2 separate regions of the Mus musculus genome follow, and region 2 is linked to region 1. A link is a loop called in an ENCODE intact Hi-C map of the cell type or tissue named here. Cell type or tissue: left cerebral cortex. All regions are shown on one strand. Each heading gives the region's core, and the rest is flanking DNA. Links, peaks and the distances in the headings are about the cores only. Region 1 holds the start of Smim1 (small integral membrane protein 1). Region 2 overlaps Trp73 (transformation related protein 73).

The links. A loop is a pair of places that touch in the nucleus more often than their neighbours do. Peaks named below come from ENCODE experiments on the same cell type or tissue, not always from the same donor. Only the 100,000 strongest peaks of a DNase experiment are listed, where the experiment ranks them.
Region 2: a loop joins it to region 1, with 4 times the contacts of the local background. A loop is called at or near these places in 3 of 42 quality-filtered maps.

Annotation. Positions count from the first base shown.
Region 1 is chr4:154,020,693-154,029,761 of GRCm38, reverse strand. It overlaps Smim1 (small integral membrane protein 1), which reads left to right and starts at 3,718. Exons shown (of 4, transcript NM_001163721.1): 1 at 3,718-3,853; 2 at 4,141-4,258; 3 at 5,871-6,074; 4 at 6,309-9,069. The coding sequence starts at 5,965. The coding sequence ends at 6,435. It overlaps Ccdc27 (coiled-coil domain containing 27), which reads left to right. Exons shown (of 12, transcript NM_001033455.2): 11 at 1,638-1,742; 12 at 2,906-3,118. The coding sequence ends at 3,028. Lrrc47 (leucine rich repeat containing 47) reads right to left here. Exons shown (of 7, transcript NM_201226.1): 7 at 8,250-9,069. In left cerebral cortex, for the core only: CTCF peaks have their summits at 906 (motif pointing left) and 3,617 (motif pointing left); DNase peaks (open chromatin) are centred at 4,834, 5,477, 6,691, 7,097 and 2 more places; H3K4me3 peaks cover 1,228 bases; H3K27ac peaks cover 4,651 bases.
Region 2 is chr4:154,102,165-154,110,164 of GRCm38, reverse strand. It overlaps Trp73 (transformation related protein 73), which reads left to right. Exons shown (of 14, transcript NM_011642.4): 2 at 5,269-5,346; 3 at 5,740-5,845. The coding sequence starts at 5,291. Among named protein-coding and RNA genes, the nearest start is that of Gm26036, 28 kb to the left of the region's middle. In left cerebral cortex, for the core only: a CTCF peak has its summit at 4,702 (motif pointing right); DNase peaks (open chromatin) are centred at 427, 4,710 and 6,812.

The DNA.
Region 1 (9,069 bases), core at 1-8,000:
GTCATATGCCCACAGTCAGGATCAGAGCACTCAGAACCACCTCCCGGCTTCCTGGAGAGTGTCCTGGTGGGCCGGGGGAAGGTGCTGAGTGGGGAGGAGAAAGCAGGCTTTAGGGGTCCTGTACACCCTGTATCATTTTTATTAGATTTGGTTTCTAATTTTCTTTTGTCATAGGTGAGACCTGGGGTGTTGTGCACGCTAAGCAAGTACTTTACCAGAATGGAATCCAGTTTTGTTGTTTGGTTTTTGGTTTTTCGAGACAGGGTTTCTCTGTATAGCCCTGGCTATCCTGGAACTCACTTTGTAGACCAGGCTGGCTTTGAACTCAGAAATCCGCCTGTCTCTGCCTCCCAAGTGTTGGGATCAAAGGCATGCGCTACCACGCCGGGCTTGGAATCCAGTCCTTATTATATTTTAAAATTTGTATCACATGTTTCCTTAATCTCTGTCTGTCTCCTCCTTTCTCTTGTGTATACGCACACTTGAGCACGTGGATGTGTGTAGGTCAGAGGCTAATTTTTAGGAGTTGGTTTCCTCCTTCCACTATGTAGGTCTCAAATATTGAACTCAGGTCATCCATCAGTCACAATAGCAAGTACCTTTACCTGATGCGCTATCTCACTGGCTACTTTTTTACTGTCAAGGTTTAATGGATGGTGTGTGTGTGCGTGCATGTGTGTGTGTGTGTGTAGGTGTGTAATAGATGAAAGAGATTTGTCTAAACAATTGATAGTTTCTAGAGAAGGGATGGGGCAAATTGTTAAAGAGGCTGAGATGGGGCTGGAGTGTTAGCTCAGCCATTAAGAGCACTGGCTGCTCTTCCAGAGTACATGGGTTCAATTCCCAGCACCCACACAGGCAGTTACTTCACAATTACCAAATAACTTCAGTCCCATGGGATCTGATGCCCTCTTCTGGCCTCTATGAGCATTGCATGCATTTGGTGTACAGACAGCACTCAGGCAAAACTCCCATACATATAAAACTAAGCAAAACAAACAAACAAACAAACAAAAAGAGGCTGAGGTCTTCAGTGGCATCTAGAAACTGAAGTGTATACCACTTTTATTATTTTTTTTTTACAGTATTTTGAGTCTGTGTGTATATGCCTTCAAAAGCCAGAAGAGAGCATCAGGTCTCCTGGAGTTGGAGATACTGGCAGCAGTGATTCCTGTTAGGTGCTGGGGACAGAACTCAAGTCCTCTGCAAGAGCAGCATGTGCTCTTAGTCATGGAGCCATTGCTCTAGCTGTGGTGATATTTTACAGCCATGTACAGGGCTGGGAATATATCTCAGTGGTGGAGAGCTTCCCTCATTAGCATGTAAGAGGCCCTCATTTCCACTCTGTGTGTGTGTGTGTGTGTGTGTGTGTGTGTGTGTGTGTGGCGCATGTAAACACACTTTTTTAGTTTAAGAACATAAAAATAAGCAAGTTGGTATGCTAAAGCTTTTGTGCTTCGGTGTGGGGCCACCCAAGGAACTGGGCTTCGATCCAGAATATTCTAACTCTTGGGCAAGTACCACTTCCAGCCATGACACGCAGAAGCAAGAAATACTTTCCTGGCCTGCAGGCTTACTGTAGCAGGGCCAGGCATCGTTCTCGGTAGCAGCGGGGTGCCTTTCACCTTTGTTCACAGTATGAGAAGCTAAGGAATAAGATCATCCAGGCTGTCTTCAGTGTCAGTGGGAACAAGAACTTGTCCATGGAACTCTCTGATAGCTACATCCTGGAATCCCTGCAGGTGAGGGGAGTCAAGCTGTGTTCGCCACCTGAGGCTGAGGGAAGAGGAGAGGCTTGGACTCATGGAAACCCAGCTCTCATTCTGCCTATGCCTTCCATGCACTGTAACCCCAGGACAGTCCTTGAGACCAGGCTATCCCTGGGGATAGCTGTAGCATGGAGTTGTAGAACCTGAGATACAGCCTCATGGAGGAGGGGCACTCAGCTACCCTAACCCTCATCCCTGCACAGGGAGAGGGACTGGCTGCCTGTATTCTGGAAGTTGTCTGGCCAGCTCAGCTTCCTTGGTGGAGCCTTCTCTATAGAAGCTGCTGGGCCAGAGTCCTGGCACAGACTCCTCCCTCTTGGCCTCAGCCTTGCCAACTCCTATGGACCCCCAAGGCAGAAACTTTAGACAGGTCTGGGGCTGCAGCACTGTCCACCAGCCCTTGGGGCTAATCCTAGGGCTGTGCATTTCTCTACACTGTAGGGTTTTTTTTTTTAAAGGGATAGGCATGCCTACTCTGAAGGTATTGGGCACCAGAGTCCTGGGGATCACTGAGGTACCAGGCTGCTCTGGTTGCGGCCACATGTGACATAGGGTCGCATCTCACTAGCAGCCAATCTGTTCCCAAGGTCTAGGCCTTCTGTTATATTGCCCTGTGAGCCCAACATTCTGGCATTTCCCTGTAGCTCATGGGGAGTGAGCCTGAGTCACTGCTACCTCTGAGGAGTAGGACCCTGGGGACAGGACTATGGCCTGTGTCTGCTGGTGGGGAGGGAAGTGGGACAGGGCAGAGTAGATGCCTGAGGTCCCATAACTCTTTCTGCTAGGAGTGAGGACAGAGCTGGGGAGGGACCAGATGGCCCTTCTGCACGAGATCAGACAGCTTTCTGGTCTGTAGGCATCTAAGGCATATTCCCTTCAGTGCCGTGTTGACCAAAGGGGTGGGTTTATAGTGAAGGTTAGACACAAGCCTACTCCTGGGACAAGCACATTGTCACTTTCCACCCTGCCTCCTGTGGCATCACAGCTCCGGCAGGGACACACACTTCAGAGGCAGAGATCTCTGCCTTTGTTTTGATATGGGTTTGCTCTTGCCTGCTGCAGCAAGTCCTGGGGTGGGGGTGGGAGACCTCCTTGCAGAGCTGAGAAAGCACCCACTGACTATGTTTCTTGTTCAGAGGATCATCTCGGAGAGGAGTGACTTCTACAGTCAGCTGAAGCAAAAGGGCGTGAAGGTGCCCCCACTACAGCAGTCAGATGTCTCCCTGCCTAGCAAGATCAAGAAGATGGCATCCAAGTGATACAGCATGCCCAGCTGAGACCAGGACCCTGCTGGCAAAGCCAGTCTATGTGGCTAGTTCTGTGATAGATAATTAAACCTTAGAGTTGGCCACCGTCTCATCTCTCTGGTACCTACAGGACCTCATTCTCTGCACCTGAACCACCCAGGTCATGTCCCCTCCCACTGCACCCTCCTCTGGGTCAGAGGCTGGGTGCCCCCATGCTCCTTCTGATCCAAACTTCTGCTGGGGCATGCTCTTGCTACCGGGGCCCCTTTGGAAGATGGAGAAAGGGTGGGAGGCAGGAGGCAGTAGAGCTACAGAGGACATCTTCCCAATCCTTGGGCTCCTGCGGTCTGTGGGTCATGAAGTCTGTACCACGTGTTCTGCTCAGTAGAGCGCTCACTCACCTGCTGGCTCTTCATCCACATCTTGCGCACCCGCTCTTCTGCTACTGCAGCTCCCCTGCACTGGGTGCCACCAGTTCAAAGGGGCCATCTCTGTCTTCCATCTGGAGAGTGCCCAGGCTCTACCTGGGAGCACGGAACTGAGCCTGAGCTCCAGTCCGACTCTGCGAGGCTGGGAAGGACCTGGCGCCCTCTGCAGGCGTCTGGGATGGCTTGTACGGTTCTGCAGCAGGCTGGGAAAAGTCCGAGGGGGGTCCGCCCCTCCTCATCTAGACTAGACTTCCTTGGCGACTGTGACTGCAGGCTTCCCAGGCTGGCCTCTCTCCCTTGGCCCCGCCCTTCAGACCCTGCCCTCTCCCCGGCCTCGGCCCCGCCCCCGTCACCCCAGGGGGCTGGAGAAGCCTCCCTGGCGTGCGGGCGGCCCTTGCAAGAGGCACAGGTGAGTCGCACTCGGTAGAGACCGCGGCTTCCCTCCCGCACAGCCCAAGGAGGTGGGCCTGGCAGCACGCCCCACCATTCCCTGTCCTCCGGGGCCAGAGCTTCCCTGGCCGGAGAATTCCGGACTGGGAAGGGTTAGGGAGGCCTAACCACCCAAGGCTGTCAGGCCTGGAACTGCCGGCTCAGCTCCTGGGGTGGGGGTGGGGTGGAGGGATCACCCTTGGGGCCAGTTTCTTCCTTTCCTCTAGCTGACTGCTCCTCTCCTCGCCACTGTTTTCTTTATTTAAGGCTCGAAGCACCAACCTTACCTCTCAGCATAATTGGTTTGCCCTGCTGGGGAAAGGTGGGATCCATTGAACAGACCCTGACAGCCTTCCTGAGCACCGGAGGCTTCCGACGCGCCTTTGTAAGTTGGGGTCTCAGAGGTGCTCCGTGGGCAAACCGGTTTAATGAGCAGCTGCATGTTGGATTCCCTCCAGGGGACACTCTGTGTTTGAAAGGGCCTTGTAGGCCCTTCCGACTGCGTCTATGACAGATTACCACGAAGGAAGCCTAGACTAGCCTGGCCCAAAGAGCTCACTGCTATCTGGCGGCCTGTCCAGCCAAAGATAGTCTGCAAATAACAGGATCCTACCACCTCAGGCTTGAACAAACTGGGGAGACTCTCTTCACACCCCAAAGTCTACAAGTGGGCAGGTTTTGCTGTAGATTTAGATAGCCCTATTGAGGCGAGTGTTGCATGGATATCTAGACTGCATATGTGGGTGTAGCAGCTCCAGCCATCACACAGGCAGGAAAGAGGTGGCTACTCTTAATTTGGGGAAAGCAAAAGTCCCCTCTCCCCACATTCCACTGTAGAGAGCACTTTGCCCACAACTGGTGACACGGTAAAGGGGGGATTGGGATCTTTAACCTGTCTCAGCCTAATGTGGCTGCCACAGGAGGAAGGGACAGCCCTGTGCAAGCAGCTGGCAGATTCTTTCTGAAACAACAGCCCGCCCACACTCCAGCAACACTCTGTCACCTCAGGCTGTCAGTCAGAGGCTCCACCAGAAGACACGCGCGGCTGTTAAGATGGTGCCCTTCCTCTTCCCATTCAGCCGAGCGTCCTGAGGTTCTGGAGCCCAGAACCTCAGCCCATTTCCTGCAGCCCAGTGGCCTGCTGTACCTTCAGGTACACAGGGTTATGTAGGACGGGCTGTATCCCCAGTGCCCCCGCTGCTGGGAGACAGGGTCCGGGTCCTGGAGCTGGGTGCCACAAGGGAACATTGGGTACCCAGTACCTAACTTTATCCGTATCTCACGGCCTGTACTTCTAGTATGTGCCCTGCTCCCTTTAGGTAAACACGAGGTAACAGGAGAGGTCAGAGGGTAAATGACATGCTAGTGTCCACTATAAGCCTGTTGGCAGTAGGTCGGAGCAACCATGCATGGCAGTGATGTCACTGTGTCTGTCCTTTTCCTGGGGTGGCTGGCCCTGGGGGAGTCAGGGATGGTTTGGTGCTAGGAACCTTTCTGTTCTGGGCACTCGTGTGTCTTTATTTCCTGCCCATCTACAGCCCTCTGGAGCCCCCGCACCCACAGAAGCCCTGCCTGACTCCTCTCAGAAGCAGCAGGTGGAGGAGGGGCTGAGGACAGCTGCTGCGGGGCCTCCTCCCTGGCTGGCTGGGCTGGCCGTACCAGACACCAGCCACTGCTCATCCCTCCCCTTGCCAGCCTCTCTGGAGAGCAGCTCCAGGCCTTATCTGTAGGGCTGGGGAGGAAGACGGTTATCAGGTTGTTGGCAGCTACACTTTCCTGGTCTCTGAAGGCTGCACTGGCTGTCTCCCCTGATAAATAGGAGGTAGGAGAGCCCCTCAGAGGCCCCAGTTGTAAATGCAGAGGCTTACTTACATTCCCGAGGGTCAGGGCTGGCCACCACCCTGCCTCCCTGGGCTGGAATTCCTTATCAGGTTCTTCTGATGTGACCCTGAGCTAGTTTCTGGTTATCATTGGCAAATCCCTTCCCCTCCTTCCAGGCAGACCCTCCCCAACCAGCAGCTTCTGTGAGTCTGGCCTGATACCTGCCTTATCTCCTCCCTGAATGTGGTAGCTCCACCCCAGGCCTACAGCATGCAGTCCCAGGAGAGTGGTGTTCACTACAGCAGGTGGGACAGCAGCAGCCGGGATGAAGTCAGCATGACCGCCATGTCCAGCTCGGAAGAAGCCTCATGCTATAGGAGGTACAGTTCCAACAGGCCAGCAGCTCCCACTGACCTGACCAGCTTTGTTCAAGCCCAGCCCGTCCAGGTGCCCACGGCACCTTTGAGCAGATAGGTAACTCCCACCTATAGCATAGCACTCAGGTCTAACCTCTGCCCATCTTTTCCCGATCTAGCCCGCCGCTTCCCCACCCATGCCCACTCGGGAACCTCCCCGTATCGTTGGTGTGGGCTCACTGGCTGTTCTTATTCTAGGATCTCCCAGAAGCTGTGCTCTGGCAAGCTGGGGATAGCCATGAAGGTGCTGGGTGGAGTGGCCCTCTTCTGGATCATCTTCATCCTGGGTTACATCACTGGCTACTACGTGCACAAGTGCAAATAAATGCTGCCCCACTCCCAGCCCTGGGGATTCCCTCCCATGTACACAGGCCATTTGTGCAGACACTCCTCCATACAGACCCCAGGGCATATGAAGATGCCAGTGTGCACTGTCAACATGGCTCCCCATCTCCAGTACACAGGGTAGACCCAAGACTGAAACCCCAGCCCAGGCAGCCACCAGCGAGAGTCACACAGGCTGGAGACTAGGCTAAGCTCCAGCTGAGCAGCAGGGAACCACCCCCACCCCCCACCCCCAGGTTGGGCTTTGTGCCCCGATTCCTTTGGCCAGTGCTCCATCTTCCCCAGCCTAGGCCCGTCCCTAGCTGAGGTTGGAATGAGTGATGGTCTGTGCAGGGGGGTGCTTGGCAGCCCTCAGGGGTGAGCTTCTCCCTGTGGGCAGGGCTCCTGGTCTTTTGGCCTTCCAGATTCCTGGTTGTGCAGGATGGGCCCTGAATAACGACTGTGGCTCCTATTTTTTCCAGGGCACACAGACAGGGCCTCAAATCTTTCTGTGCAGGGCACAGGGGCTTACCACCTCAGGGATGGCCCGGAGAGAAGCTGTGTGCCCTACCGGCTGCCTCCCCACCAGCCCCCACTCCTTAGAGACTGTAGACAAATCACTGCTGAAGGAACAGTGGGTGACAGACTCTCTCCACTAGCACTGCCCAGCCAGGCATGACTTGTTCCAGGCCTGACCCTCCTCCACAGCTCCTCCTGTTTGGCTCTGTCTTGGAATGTGCCCCTCCTGACTGGGCCTTCTCCCAAGAACACAGAGACCCAAGGGTCAGGATGTGGCTGGACCTGTTCCCTCCTTACTGGACCATGTGAGGACATGACGCTGAACAAGGGCACTGTGACTCGATGGGGACTTTGGTCCCCTCTCCAGTGGCCCATGTAGAACTTCTCTGGACCACACCTTGTTCCCAGTATGCTGTGAATTGGCGCAAGGCTGGCGGGCTGTGGCTAGAAAACTGTGAGGTCTGCACACTGACCTGAGAGGGTGGCAGGCACAGGGGCTGCTGCTATCAGTGGCCAAAGGAAGGAGGCCAGAAGCCAACCCCTGCTTCTCCCTGGCCAGCGAGGCTGGTATGGCTGGCCTCCTCATCCTAAGAGGCTCCTGGTTAGGCCCGACCTAAGCTTCAGTGGTCCTTGTGTGGGAGATTGCAGTAGAGCTACTCCAACTGACCTGGACCTCTGTAGTACAAGTCTAGACCCCAAGTCTAACAGACAACTCCACCCCCACCCCTCCACTCACAGGCTCCAAATGAGGTAAGACGGTGGTGTGTTCTCCACCTCACCCGCACCCCCCAGTCCTGAGCTGCCGCAAGGCGGGCATCGCAAGGCGGGCATCGGGAGGAAGTCCCAGTGAAGGACCCCCTAAGGCCTAGTGGAGCTCTTGTCAAGAGGTCATCTTTGGAGCAGGTGTGTAGCAAGACAGGGCAGACATGGCTGAGCCAGGGACATGGGTGCAGTAGAGAGGTGACAGGAAGGAGTAGTATTTGATGCAGGAGGCACCATGTGGAAGGAAAGGAACGGGAGCACTGTCCTCAGGCGTCTCCTGTAGTCCCGGGCTGACAGTGAGGCGGGCTTCCAGCCACATTCTGCACTCCACACTGGGTCAGGTGCTCCCAGCCCACTCCTGGCAGCTGCCCAGTAATCTTGCGGAGCTGCTCAGTGAGCCCCATGGTCATGGACACCCTACCCTGGTGGGGGTTCGGGCTGCTCTCCCATGTATGATGTCTGCTACACCTGAGGACTGGTGAACTGCAACACTGTCCTGGGAGACGCATGTGCTAAGGCTGCTGATGCAGAGATGTCGTTACCAAGGGTTTTTATTAGAACAAAGAGGCGTTCTGCTTGAATCTGTAAAAACAGTTTCAAAAATCTCAATGAATCTCACACCTGGGCTGGGCTGGGCTGGAGGGAACAGCAGGAACTGGGGGGAGACAGGGTGAGCACAGGATAGCTCCACCCTAAACACTTAGTAGGTGAGTACTTGCCACAGCCACTCAAAGGGACCTGTGAGCAGCCGTGTCTCATGGAGAACAGCTACCAGCGTTGTCCAGGGTCTGCCACGAGGAGCCTGGAGCTTCACTAGTTCTGACAGCTAACGGCTCTCGCACGGCCTTAGGATGAAAGCCGCACGCAACCCCAAACAGGTGTTCTTTTACAGAAGGTAGAAATGGTCCTTTAAGGTCAGAGGTCACCAACGAGAAGGTGTCGAGGGGGAAGGCTGAGGGTCTGGTTCTCTTCTCAGCCAGATGGCAAGGCACGGGGCCACCAAGTCCTCTGTGCAGCTGCTGGGTCCTTAGGACCAGGCACTGTGGCTCGAGGGATGGCAGCTGTGTGCTGGTACAGATGCGTACACATGCGGAGATGGGATGTGCGCAGTCAGGATGCACAGAGATGGGACATGAATAGTGGGACACGCTGACATGGAGCCTGCAGGGCCATGTGTGAGGCACAGTCCACGAAGCATCTGTCTGACTACAAAGGACTACACGGACATAGATAACTTCCTTGGCCAAGGCGCAGATGTGCCAACAACGACCAGCACTACAGTTCCAAGCACAGCCGTGGAAGGCAGATGCTGCCCTGGGAGCATGGCGGCAGCACGGTGCCTGGAAACAAGCTC
Region 2 (8,000 bases), core at 1-8,000, 80 kb before region 1:
GTTCGAAGGTTGGTAGCTCTTGCTGGGAAGTTGAGACTCGCGGCCACGTGCAGGGTGAGGTAATGGGAGAGTCGGAGACTTCCTTAGGGGCCAGAGGATAGAGGACATCCCCGGCAAACCTGCTCTGGTGCAAGCCCTAGCTGAATTACTTGGGCAAGCCCCTTGGGTCTCAAACACAGTTTACTCATCTCTGAACTAGTTGGGGGAGCCCATCTAGGCTGCTGCGTGGGCCCAGAAGTCCTGCCAGGAGTCTGGTTAGCATCCCTGGGCTCTCTCTCTCCGTGGAGGCCCACGGGGCCTTCCACCACCCAGTTTTGAGGATGGAATTGTTCCCAGCAGATGTAAATATCCATGGGCTCAAGTCCAGTCAGAGCTGCCGGAGCTCCGTGGAGGAGCCGCGCCCGCCGTTGGCTCAGTGAGGAGCTGTGTCCTCCAGTGAGGAGGCCTGTCATTGGCTCGGTGTTGGCTCAGTGGAGGAGCCGTGCCGTTGGCTCAGTGAGCATGTGCTATCCGTGTGTGTGGCTTTCCGTTTACAGCCTTATTCTCCTCCGCATATCCTGGCACCACAGGTCTGGCTGCTGTACCCCTGACTCTCATGCTTGTTGGGACTCCTTGGGGGGGGGGGGCGGGTAGCAGGTGCTGAGGTCTGAGTTTGGCACAGACCATCTTTGTCAGCTTGCTGTGGTCCTGTTTCATGATGCAGGCACTGCCAGGCCTGGAGGAGATCCAGCTCAGCAAAGGAGGAGGCTCATCTGAGGCTTTGACGGAGCTGGAGGCAAGGCTAGGGCAGGGCCAGAGACAGCCCAGATCCCTGCCATGCCCACAGCCTGTGACCTGGCTGCTGACAGAGCTTCTGACACGGCGGGCCAGGCGGGGCCAGCCCTCCTTGGTTGGTGCTTCTCCCTAAAGTCTCCCTCTGCCGATTCTGGGCCTTCTATGCCTCTCCTCACACCACGGGATGCGTGTTCTCTCTAGGAAAACTCAAGTCTTCAGTAAAAACTACAATCTCAGAGCCAGTGAGATGGCTCAGTGGGTGAAGGTGCTTGCTACCAGTTCTGAAAACTCGAGTTTGATCCCTGGGACTTACAGAGTAGGAGGAGAAAACTGACTCCCGGAAGCTGTCCTCTGACCTCTGAGTTGAGCATCTGCACTCACAGGCATGCACACACGCACAACGTGATTATTTTCTATATCTGTGCTTCCCAACACTGATTTTTTTTTGTACTTTCCAGAGGACAAGTAGTTTCTCAAAACTGGCCTCTTTGCCATCATGACTTGATGTTTTAAATCACTTTCCGTGCTTATGTAATCTGTTCCTGCGGTGTCTGGGGATCGCTCCTCTGGTGGACACATCTCTTAGCTAGAGGAGTGTGTGGGACCTATAGAAAGGGCTCAGTAAAGAGCTTGCCATGCATCTATCAATCTATCATCTATCTACCTATCTATCTACATCTATATATCTATCTATCATCTATGTTTGTATGTATCTATCATCTATCTATCTATAATCTATCAATCTATCGTCTATCAGTCTATCATCTATGTATCTATCATCCATGTATCTATCTATGTATCTATCATCTATGTATATATGTATGTACCTATCATCTATCTACCATCTAGCAATAATCTATCAATCTATCATCTATCTATCTACCATCTATCAGTCTATCTATCCATTCATTTATCTTGCCTCTGCCCCTGCCTCTGACTGTCATATGTCTGTCTCTCTATAATCTATCTATCTATCTATCTATCTATCTATCTATCTATCTATCTATCTATCTATCTATCCATCCATCCATCCAACTATCCTATCCCTGCCCCTGACTCTGGCTCTGACTCTTCAATTATCTCTCTGTCTCTCTGTGCCCCTCCCTCCCTTCCTCCCTCCCTCTTTCCCTTTCTGTCTCTCTGAAGAGAGAGACTATAAGTTTATAATATAGTAAGGTTGGGTTACCAGCTGCAGGAATTTTGTAGAAAATGGGGGGAGGGTGACAGGGCTGGGTGATAGTGGTGGCTTCCGTGAGGCTGTGGTGCTCCATGAGTTCAGAGCTAGATGCTAGTAAGGACCATTTAAGGACGTGGGCAAGGAGGCATGTCCCAGCTGAAGGACTAGAAGTACAGAGCCAAACACTAGCAGGTGGCCCATGTGCCTCCCATTAAGACTGTTAGGACTCTAGCAACCAGTGAGGGGCAAGATAGGAGGGTGAGCAGGGGCCTGTGTCCCTGGCAAGCAGGTCAGAATTTGATCTTCAGCATGAGAGGTTTGGTTGGATGCTCCTTCCTTGTGTGGGTGCAGGAGGACCTGGTAGGCAGGAGGTGTGGAAAGCAGAGGACTTGGCAAGGGGTCTTGGGGCAGAGCTGCAAACTCTGCCAAGCTCCTGGAAGTCTGCTGCCTGCAGGTAGCCCCTTTCCCACCTCCCGCTCTATTTCCAGGCACTGGGCACCTGCCATTTTTTTCTTCCCTCTGCTTGAGCTGGCCATGTGGACACAAGGGGTGAAGAGGGACCCAAATCCTCCCTTGCTTTCTCAGTAGGCTGTCCACCTTCAGATATGCCGTTTCTGGAATTGGGAAGGCAAGCCAGCATGGGTGTCAACAGGTGGGGTAAGGTGTGGCAGGTAGAGTTACCAGCAGAGTACTCCTGGTACAATCTGTACTGTGATACCCAGATCCCATCCAATCCAAGGCTCTTGCTGACAACTTCCAAGGCTACATCTATGATGGGAATCTTCCAGGAACATACACTTGGAGTCCTCAGCCTAACAGGGGGTCTCAAAGTGCTCATTCCTATCCTGAGAACATCAGTGGGTGTGGCAAAGGAATTTGGGAGACCATCTCAGACAGTGTGGTCACAGCAGGACTGACATTCATTCCAGGTGCTGCCTGCCACAAATGTCTTTCCCTTTTTTTTTTTTTAATTAAAAAAAAATGTGGGCCAGTGAAATGGCTCAGTGGGTAAGGGTGATTGCTGCCAAGCCTGATGACCTGAGTTCAATCCCTGAACCCCATGTACTGGAAAGAAAGAATCCACTCCTCACAATCAATCAATCAATCAATCAATCAATCGACCAATGTAATTAAGTAAAAATTTAAGGAATGCCCTGAAATTCTCCTAACATATAACTAGCATTTTATTCTAAAAGTATTATTGTTGTTGTTTTTGACTGACCTTGATCTGATGAGCTTGCCTCAGCCTTGTCACAGCAGGGACTGCACGTGTGCACCACTGCTGTCTTCCAAACAACATTTTGAAGCTTGAAGCTCAGCGACTTCCAGCGTCTTAAATCCCCAGGAGAAACCCTGGCCCCATGAGCCCTTGCTCGCTGCCGTAGCACCTCAGGCTGGCACCCCCAACCTGCCTTTGCCTCCCTGTTCGGATTTCCTGTTCAGTACATGTTGCTCGGACACTAGGTGGTTCAGCACGGTCTTCACAGTCCGTCTACACTGTGCTGTTTTGAATCAGCAGTTCGTTCCTGGTCACAGTCAAATGTCACCTAACATGTCCGGGTCATATTGTATCTGGCAGTTCCTCTTCTGATGTGTTCCCAGTCTCTCACCCTGTCTGGCTAAAGTGAATAATGTCACTGCGAAGGGGCCTGGAGTCCATTCACTGTGTGACATGAGCCATGTCCTTTCCCTTTCTGAGCTTGGCGTAGTCCTTGTAAAAGGGAGAAGAGGACCAAGTGGTCCCTGGGGTAGGACTTCTAAGCATGTCCTCTTGGGTCTCAGGGTGTCCACCAGCCTGGCCCAGCTGACCAGCCCACTCTGACTGCGAAGAGATACCTCCCTGACCAATGGCTCCTCACCAGAAAGTACCATTCCCCCGGAGCTGGTGAAGGCAGCTCTGTCCACCTTCCATGCTGGTTGGCCAATGGCTTGTCAAAACCTTCATGACTGTGATAAATGGGAGGTGGGAAAAATTAATCCTTATTACTGGAGAAGAGCATAAATTATGTTAATTCCTGTGCTTATTATAGTTGTGTGACCTTGGGCAAGGCATGTAAGGCCTCTGAGCCTGTCTTCTGAGTAGGGCAGGACTGCGATATGTACAGGGTACTTGTCCTGTGTCATCCTCCCTTGCTGACTGAGCCCCCACCCCACTCTCTACCTGTGCTCAGCTGGTCCCCTTTTACTGGCCCTCTCAGCTTGTGCCACTTCTCTGAGGACCCATGGCCTGGCGCGTGCCATCTCTAGATGCGTGCCACAAACCACTATGAGCAGCCTCCTGCCTGGGGTCAGACAAAAGCGACAGATCTGCCCTGCCAGCCCTGGGCAAGTCTGGACCTGTCTGCTTGGCAGTGCAGAGCTGGGCCAAGCTGGTTTGCGGGCTTAGAAGGCTGCCCCAGGGAGGCTGCTCCTTAATGGGCAGCGGGCAGGTGGGCTGGGGTTTCCCTGCCCCACCCTCCCACAATTTACTGTGCCTGAGCGCCCTTACGCTGCCCCGCCTCCAGGGTGACTGTGAGTGGGCGGAGCCTCCGCGTGGGAGGCTGTGCTGAGGAAATCGTGGGGAAAGCGGTTGTGGGTACTAGCTGGGGCTAGAGTGACCCTGCTCCCCTTTATCTCCTTTGAGGAGACCATCCACAGGTGACAACTCCAGGGCAGTCCTAGGACTTTAGCCTTAGACCTTGGAGGGTGAGGACCATAGAGGGTCTTGAGTCCCACGGTAACCTGCATAACTGTGCATTACAGGCATGGTTCCAGCAGGGGGCGCCCTACACACGCTCTTACTAAGAGGAACGGATGAAGTTTGAGCTGTCTCGAAGACCTGGCGACAAGTCACAGCCTTCCCCCTCCAACATACACAAACCAAGACCTGGCTTGACCTAACCCTGGCCGTCATTGTAGGTTTAGGACACGGTGACGGCAGTCATGGCCCATTCTCTCAAAAAACTGACCCAAGACCACAAAGACTAAATTCCCTTCTCCAACAGCATCTACCCAATGTGAGGGCACATGCCCTTCTTACCCGTTTTCTGGCAGCAGAATCCGGGAATGGCGTCTCTAAAACCAAGCTTGCCTCAGTCTCACCTCCTGGACCAGAGAATGAGCTGCTTGGGAGTGGTGATGGTAGGGAGGAAGAGAAGGGGAGCTAGACAGGGAAAAGGGAGGCAAGGGGGGGGGGAGAAAGCAACGTGAGTGGAAGGACTTAGCACAGCTCTGGGGTCTCCTTGCACCATCATAGGCAGCCCCGCCGTCCACTTGGCTCGCCTGGTACTGAGGAAGGCAGGATTCCCCAATTCTCAGTGTCCTCCCTCTTCTTCCAGAATGAGCGGCAGCGTTGGGGAGATGGCCCAGACCTCTTCTTCCTCCTCCTCCACCTTCGAGCACCTGTGGAGTTCTCTGTGAGTATGGAGAACTCCGCCTCACTGGGTTTGGTTGGCTTAGCTGGCTTGGAATAAATAGGTTGGGAGAGGGGTCTGCTGAGGTAGCAGCTGCCTTGGGCCATGTCCTGTGTGCATGTGACCCACAGTCATGGTCTGTCCTCTGGCCAGTTCTCTAGAGGGCTGTGGGCACAGAGATCATGTGTATGAAGCATTTTCTAATAGTCCTGAAGGGCAAGCCGAGGGCTGGCAGGGATTGTGGGAGCTGGAAAACTCCGGAAGTCCAAGGACATATGGCTTATCTCCTGGGATGGACACACACACATGGGGTAGCCTGATATCCTGAACCAGGGGAGCACAGCGGATTCTGGAGCAGATGCTAACATCCAGTGTCCTTCCCCTCCACCCCCACAGAGAGCCAGACAGCACCTACTTTGACCTCCCCCAGCCCAGCCAAGGGACTAGCGAGGCATCAGGCAGCGAGGAGTCCAACATGGATGTCTTCCACCTGCAAGGCATGGTGAGCGGGGCTGCGCTAAAGACTGGATGTTGGTGATAAATGCGGGTTGGCTTTTCTCCGGTGGAACGAGGAAGCAGGGCTTTGGGTAGCCCACCTTGGGTCGGAAGAAAAATATGCAATGAGCTCATGGTACTGTCGATTCCTAGGTAAGAATGGATTCAAGCATGATTGGACCCAGCGGTAGGAAGAGCTTCGGGCATGGCTGGACCCAGGTGGTTCCCTGGGACCACTTCCTCTTTCACTTGCATCTCTCTTTCTCTGGTTTTTCCTGGGGTACCTTTGTTCTTTGGAAGCCTCGGCCCTCAGAGATTGTCCAACATTTTGAGGCCCCGTGGAGAGGCCACCCCTCTTTTTCCTTTGCCCAGAAACACTGCTTCTTCATGTTGGTCTGAGCATACTTGTTTGCTATGTGCCTCTGAGCTGTCCCTATCTTTCTGATTGGCCCATGTTTCTATAGCTATCTCTGGACTGGTCAGGATGAAGGGTACTAAGGCAGGCTCCTTATATTAGGAGAGGAAGATGTGGCCAGTGGAGACAGTGGTTTTATTCCTCATCTTGTGCGCTCTTTCCTGGGACCAAGAGGGGTACCAAGCAGCCAGCCTTTGGAATTTGCCTCCTATTGGGAGCTCCTCTTGGCAAGAAGACACAGTAGCTGTGGGATTCTGTTCCTGCCTCACTCTCTGGCTACCACTGCCGTGCCCTGGTGGTGCCAGGAACTGGAGGAAGGTGACTGAAGCATGCAAAGGGCAAGTGAAGGCCTCTGTTCCCGAGGAAGTCCCTCGAGGCCTTCTGTCCTCAGCATCCTCCCCTACTGGACCACCAAAGTGCTAGGATCCCAAAGGCGAGAGGGTTGGGAAAGCGTCAGGCGGGGACTTGTTGGAGGAACCCTGCAAGCACATTAAGGAAGAGCAAAGCCCAAGCCGAGTTGGCACATGTCGGCTGCAGAGGCACCAGACAGCTGAGCATGTCTCCAGTGTAGCCTTCCTCCCACTAGCACCTGATGAGCCATATGCTAGAGGCCCAGGGACTCTAGAAGCCAAGCAAAGTGTGAGGCTAACCCCTACTTGGAGGGAGAAGCCTGGCCACTTTAGGCATTAGTGAACAAGGGTTGAAGAGACAGGAGGCACTATGCCCTTACTCTCCCCTCTCTCTGTAGAGGTGGAAGGTTGGTCAGAGCCCACTGATCTCCCATGGAACTGGGTGAGACTCTCTATAGTGGCAGCCCCAGGGGGTAAGGGTATCATCCTGGTGATGCCCACTTCTCTGAGCTCTGCCTGTCCAGCCCTGATCTCTGCCAGCTCAGGAGCCTGTTTCAGAATAGCAGTTCACCTGTAAGTGTCCATTTTACAGGCAAGGGAACTGAGGCAGATGCTGTGGAAGGAGAGCCTGGGGCTTGGGGAAGAGAATGGTCCTGCATCATGGTGAGGATAGTCCCCCATCCTGCCTGTTACTCCGTAGAGACATGATTCTGACACCCATCATCTAGGATATATGTGTTCTCCAGTATAGAGGGATAGGAGGTGGCTACTAGGCTCCAGGGAGGGAGGGCCTTACACAAAGACTCTAAAGATGCCTGCTTTAGGAGTTCTGGAAGCTGCCTCCCACAGTCTAAGCTACCCAGCTTATGCCTGAGAGGGCAGAGTGCTCAGAGACCCCACTGTGACTGAAGGAAGAAGCAGGGAACAGCCCTGGGGCCCCGGAGGCTAGGGATGTGGTACCCACCCCGGCCCCAAAGATGCCCAACGTAAACGTGTTGGCGGGTGCTCCTGGGTGCTCACCTGCTGGGGCATGCTGCTCCCAGCAGGGGTAACACGGGCGGGGCTCAACACCTCCACAAACAAGGGGCCGCTTTCTCAGGTAGCAACACGCCTTGCAGTAAAGCCATGGACGAAATTCCTGGGCGCACAGCTCAGCTCCTAGAAGTGGGAATTCCCTGGAAACAGGACTTCCTGGCCTCCCTTCTGCAGGGCTCAGCTGACCCTCATGCACAGTTCTTTCAAGAGACAGCTACTGGTCCAACAGCTTCCTGTATGCTCAGAACTTCCAGCAGTCCTGACAGCAAAAATCAAGACTCAGAGATGAGTGACAGATAGGGCCATGTGGCAGCAATGCTCCAGAGCTCATCTGGACTGCAGGGAACTGGGGGTGGGGTGAG